Regions from separate parts of the Homo sapiens genome. Here region 2 is linked to region 1. Evidence: chromatin loops called from intact Hi-C (ENCODE). Cell type or tissue: right lobe of liver. All regions are shown on one strand. Each heading gives the region's core, and the rest is flanking DNA. Links, peaks and the distances in the headings are about the cores only. Region 1 has its middle 110 kb from the start of CYP26A1. Region 2 has its middle 150 kb from the start of CYP26A1.

Region 1 (2,910 bases), core at 273-2,772:
GATTCTCTCTCTCTCTCTCTTTTTAACGTGGATCATTTTTTTTATCAACACACAATTAGCTAATTTTTCTCTGCTTTCTCCTTGGCCATTCACAAAGAAATCTGGAAGAATGAGGCCTCTTTCCCATCAACTGCCATGATTTCTGGAAACACTTTTCGGAAGTGGTCACAAATGATCTCAGCTGCCACACCAGGGCCCTGTGCTTTGGATAATCCTTGCATTATGAAACAGGAATTATTGCACCTGTTATATGGATGAAGAAATTGAGGCTCAGAGGTCTGAATCTAAATCCTGGACTTTTGGGTCAGGTGCGGTGGCTCACGCCTGTAATCCCAGCACTTTGGGAGGCCAAGGCGGGCAGATCACCTGAGGTCAGGAGTTTGAGACCAGCCTGGCCAACATGGTAAAACCCTGTCTCTACTAAAAATACAAAAATTAGCCGGGCATGGTGCTGCGCGCCAGTAGCCCAGTTATTTGGAAGGCTAAGGCAGGAGAATTGCTTGAACCCGGGAGGTGGAGGTTGTAGTGAGCCGAGATTGCACCACTACGCTACAGCCTGGGTGACAGAGCAAGACTCTGTCTCAAATAATCAATTAATCAATCAATCCTGAGCTTTTAACCACCTTATAATAGTGACTAGGGAGTTTGTGTTGGCATTTTACTATTAATTTTCCAAAAATCATCAGTGTGGTACCCAAGAAAACATCCCTGAAAGATGGATACTGGTTCTTTCCCCTGCTTTTCTCTTTTCCATCAGCTTTTATTCTCCTGTGAACCTTAGTTCCAGCCACCATGCTTTAGTTAGCCCGTTTGTCTAAAGTGAGAGGCCCCAGACCTTTAGTTTCCCTTCAAGTAGATTTTTTTTTTTTTTTTTTTTTTACTTAAAATCACTCGCTGCCCCCAACATCTTTAGCCAAGATGTTCTCATTTTCTTGGAGCCAGAATAAGCTGGCAGGGTGCTAGAGTCAATGCGGATGTGACCCACGTGTGCTTCCGCTGGCCGGGGAGTGATAGGCCAGGCAGCAGCATCCTTCAACTCAGACTTCTCCCGGCCTGATTTATTGCTCTGGTCTCCTGCTCTGGCTTTTCGCTAACATTTCCTTCCAAAATCTTTGCTGCTGATCCAGGATTGTCCATGTGCGTTTTCACTTTGCTGCAGTTGACGGAGAGCTTTGGGTAAAAGCCCTGATACCACCCACTCCTGCCCGGTCTGCAGGAGCCATCTTTAATCTGTCAAAACCCAGGCCTGTTCACATGCTGCGAGGGTGGCGCAGATCCAAAGCCACTTCCGCCCCTTCCCTTGCTCCAGGCACATGGCGGCTGAGCAACCGGCTTCAGAGGCTTCTGGACTAGGCCCAGCCTCTTTGAATCCCAAACCAGGCCTCCTAGTACTCTCCCTGGTCAATTGCATCGGGGATCTCTTTTGTGAGAAAAAAAAAATCATAATAATGTTTTCTCAAGAGAACAGGAGTAGCCATTTATTTTGGCTCTACCATATCGATTCAAGGAAATCTCTTCCCTCGCCTTTAAATTGTCCCCGGAGTCAGCAGGGTGTTTGTGCTCAACCATTTGCCCAGGGCAAAACCCCTTAGAGCCAACCCCTCCACATCACATTTGCCAAAGTGGGATAGCACTCAAGCAAAATACTTTCCCCAGAATTAGTGAAAGACTCCTTTTGAGGCTAGTTAATAAAAATCAGGCATTTCTTTTGGTGTAATTTTTCATTCCAGGAGCCAAAGTATAGACTGGCTTTTAAGACATGCAAAGGCACCAGGCTTCCCCGGGTGGGTGAAGGTGCCTGGTGGGTTCCAGACGCCTGGGGCTCTGGAGTCCCTGCACTGAGAAGAGCCTGTCTGCCTGCATGCGAAACTCGCCCTCCCTCACATAGTTCACATTTTCCCGTCATTGCAGTGTCACTCCAGTGGCATTGTGCAAAATGAGTACTTTTATTTTTGACCTTTGAAATTTCATTTTCTCCTAGTGCCTAGAGACAGTAAAGCTGGGCTATGAGTCTTCATGGGAAAAGAAAAATTCCCTTCTGTTTCCCCAAATTGCAGGGCATCTATGTCTGGTCTCAGGATTTTCTTGTATCAGCAACTGCCACTCAGTCCCTTCTCTTTGGGGAGGAGGGGAGGACAGGTATGTGTGGTTTGAAAGAATTCTCAAGACGATTCTGATAAACATCATCTGCACCCATTGAAATTCCAGGGTCTAAACAGAGGCACAACTATTCAGTCTCTTTGACTTAAGTCACAGGATTCTGGGTCAAGGTTTCTAGTCTGAAACCTCAACCAAACCATTTAATCGTTCTGATTTGGTCAAAATGGTTAAACTGATTATGTCTGGATGTCTAAATATAGCTACATTTCAAGTTCCTTAGTTTTTCTGAGAAGCCTCTAAACTTTTGCACAATTCCTTTTGCGCAGTTTCTGCTCCATTGGGCTTAAATTCATTGTGAAAACTTAGGCAAATTGTTAACCATTTGTGATGTCAGATTGTTTATCTGAAAAATGGGAAGGCTATGTACCTTGCAGTGTTACAGGGATTGGAAGCAGGATATGTATGTTGCCAGGCACAGTGCCGGGCATGCAATAGGGCACCCGATAAATGAATAACTGCCACAATCAAGATAATGATGGTGATATTTACAACGGTGAGTAAAATGGCTTGATTTTCTTCTCCCCAACACACCCTGATATCCATGGTTAAGGTAAACTGAGAGGCCCAAAATGGAAAATAAGTGTGACAATCCGCTATATATTGTATTGAGCTTCTACTATATACATGATGTAGGGTTAGGGGCCTTCATGTGCTCTTTCATCAGTTCGCCTCTCAGTACTCTGAGGCAGCACCCATAATCCCATTTTATAGATGACCATGCTAAGACTGAAGAGGCTATTCATATATCAG
Region 2 (2,910 bases), core at 108-2,607, 44 kb after region 1:
TCCTCAATGCCATATTTTCGCAGAGATGGTGCTTCTGGAACCTTGCTTCCTCTCACTCTTCTCTCAGACCTGTGGCTCTCTGGGCCTCCTGGTCATGGTTAAGGAAACCGGGAAAGCTCAGAAGCTAGTGCCAGCCACAGCTCCACCATACCTTGAGCCTCTGGCTCCACACCTGTGCTCAGTCACCTTCCCTTATGTGTCTCCTGAAGAATGATGCCAACGTTTCACTGTCTGTGAAAAAGCAAGTATAGGGTAGAGGGAGGAGCTGTGATATTATCATACTTTGCCTGGGCCCCACCAATGCTTCAATTTGACACTGCAATTGAATGGAATAGCTTACAGAGAATATTGTGAGATTTTGGCCAGGTTGTTGTTGAAGTGCATTTTAGGGTGCCCTGAATTTACTTAGGCCTTCAAGTTTTATGGTAACTCAAAAAGAATAAATTAATTAGGAGAAAACAGAATCCTCCAAGCATCACCCAAATCTTGTTATTCCATTCAGAGGCACCCTTATGAGTGGTCAGGGTCATGATCTGAAGTGAGTTCTGAAGAGCTGCTGCCCCTCAATGTCACCTGTACTGGTATTTGGAAAAGGCCACCCAGATTTCCATCATTATTGCTCCAACATCAATTGCCTTTAGATCTGTTGTTGGAACTTACGTTTCTCTTGGAGGGATCACACTTTAAATGACATCTAGGTTTTTACTTTAGGGGGAATGTGTATTAACCACTTTCTAGAGAACAGATGGGGTAGAGGGCTCTTCCAGTAGATGGAGCTCTCCCATGAAACTGCAGCCCACCATGGTGTACAGAGTGGATGCTGGGCCCTCCACTAGTGGGCTCGTCAATGGGAGGGCAGTACCAAGGTGGTCGGAGAATTGGCACACCTGTATAAACAGCAGGCCCTCGGCACCTGTTTATCCTCATCCCTCACCTGGATTTCAACTCCCAAGTCAGATGTGGGGCTTTCTGTCTTCCTTTGTGCCATGACAGCATAAAACAGACATCAGAAAGGATGAACTCAGCTCTCCTTTTTCCTTGTCCATGGCATGACCCATGAAAGTGAAGATCCTAGTTTCAGCTAACTTGCACCCAGAAGAATCAGGAGAAAGGCTTATCTTGTTGACACAAAGACACCAGCACCACCCGATGGCACCTTGATCACACAGACTCTGTCCTGACACCCACAGTAGCTGCTGAGGTCTCTCTGGCTAGGAATAGAGGCTTGGCCAATTTCTGGAATTGTGGAGCATTAGAGCTTGCTGAGGGTCTCCCAGCTGTCTGACTAGACCAGACAGGAGGGCAAATCCTCCAATTCAAACTCACCCCCTCTATAAAGAGGAGAATTCAGGGAAGGGTTAGCCAAGACTGATACAGTTTGGGCTTTGCAGGACACTGCATGGTCCCCATTCTATGCAGATGCCAGTTTTTCTGTCTGGTTTTCTTTCTCTCTCCTCTGGCTTTCTTTCTCTCTCTCTCTCTCTTTTTTTTTTTTTTTTAAGAGAGTCTCACTCTGTCACCAAGGCTGGAGTGCAGTGGCACAATCTTGCCTCACTGTAACCTCTGCCTCCTGGGTTCAAGCAATTCTCCTGCCTCAGCCTCCGGAGTAGTTGGTACTACAGGTGTGTGCCACCACACCCGGCTAATTTTTTGTATTTTTAGTGGAGGTGGGGTTTCACCGTGTTAGCCAGGATGGTCTCGATCTCCTGACCTCGTGATCTGCCCGCCTCGGCCTCCCAAAGTGCTGGGATTACAGGCATCAGCCATCACGCCAAGCCTCTCTCTCTCTTTTAATTCCTACCTCATCTCCCTTTGTTTCTGTCTGTGGTGTTCTCCATACACAACTTTCTTTTCATAAATCAAGGAAGCATTAAAACAATGAGACAGGCCAGGCACAGTGGCTCACCCCTGTAATCCCAGCACTTTGGGAGGCTGAGGCAGGTGAATCACGAGGTCAGGAGTTCAAGACCAGCCTGGCCAAGATGGTGAAACCCTGTCTCTACTAAAAATACAAAAATTAGCCGGGCGTGGTGGTGGGCTCCTGTAATCCCAGCTACTCAGGAGGCTGAGGCAGGAGAATCACTTGAACCTGGGCAGCAGAGGTTGCAGTGAGCTGAGATCATGCCACTGCACTCCAGCCTGGGCGATAGAGTGAGACTCCATCTCAAAAAAAAAAAAAAAAAAAAAAAAAAAAAAAAAAAAAAAAAATGAGACAAACCTAGATCCTTAACATTCTGAACTTTGCTTGACATTAGCTCTGCACATATGTGTGTGCTCATTTTCTGATAGTTTTGATGCAGGATTTTTCTTGGCCCCTTCGACGGACTCACGACAGGCGTGCCCTGTTTACTCAGCCCACCAAAGTCAACCCTTTGCAGGAGGGAGTACATGAGTGAGCAAGTGTGGGATCCATTCGGTTGCTCTGGGCACCAGCTGCTCCAGGCACCAGCAGAAGCAAGCTTCATGCAGGGCCTGTGACCAGACCAGGCATGAGTGAAAAAGTGCAGGATCCAGCTGGCCATTCCAGATGCTGGCAGGAGCAAGCTTCATGTAGGGCCCATGGCGATACCCAGGTGGGGGTGCCTGCTACCCTGGTGCCCCAGAGGGAGTGTTACAGTGCTCTCTTAGCTCTGCTGTCCGTGGTCAGCTGCGTGTTAGCAGCTCAGTTGGCTCCTTGCCTTGTCACATGGGGCGACTGCCCTCTGCCAGTGAGGGCAAAGGGCTAGTGTGACAGACTCTCTGGATACCTACACTCGGTGGGTCCCGATCTCTTGTCTGGTGTCCAGGAAAAATGAGGTCATGGGGATGAATTGAAGGATGGTGAAGGTAGAGAATTTTATTGAGCAGAGAGGGGAGCTGGAAAGGGGACAGGAAGGACAGGTAGCCTTACCTGAAGTCAGGCTGCCTCTC

Evidence for each region. A loop is a pair of places that touch in the nucleus more often than their neighbours do. Peaks named below come from ENCODE experiments on the same cell type or tissue, not always from the same donor. Only the 100,000 strongest peaks of a DNase experiment are listed, where the experiment ranks them.
Region 2: it touches region 1 in a loop (2.2-fold over the local background); 2 of 110 quality-filtered maps call a loop at or near these places.

Annotation. Positions count from the first base shown.
Region 1 is chr10:93,179,570-93,182,479 of GRCh38, forward strand. No RefSeq gene overlaps it. Among named protein-coding and RNA genes, the nearest start is that of CYP26A1, 110 kb to the left of the region's middle. In right lobe of liver, for the core only: no CTCF peak of the experiment used is centred there; DNase peaks (open chromatin) are centred at 1,282, 1,872 and 2,582; H3K27ac peaks cover 2,231 bases.
Region 2 is chr10:93,223,423-93,226,332 of GRCh38, forward strand. No RefSeq gene overlaps it. Among named protein-coding and RNA genes, the nearest start is that of CYP26A1, 150 kb to the left of the region's middle. In right lobe of liver, for the core only: a CTCF peak has its summit at 1,146 (motif pointing right); no DNase peak of the experiment used is centred there; H3K27ac peaks cover 366 bases.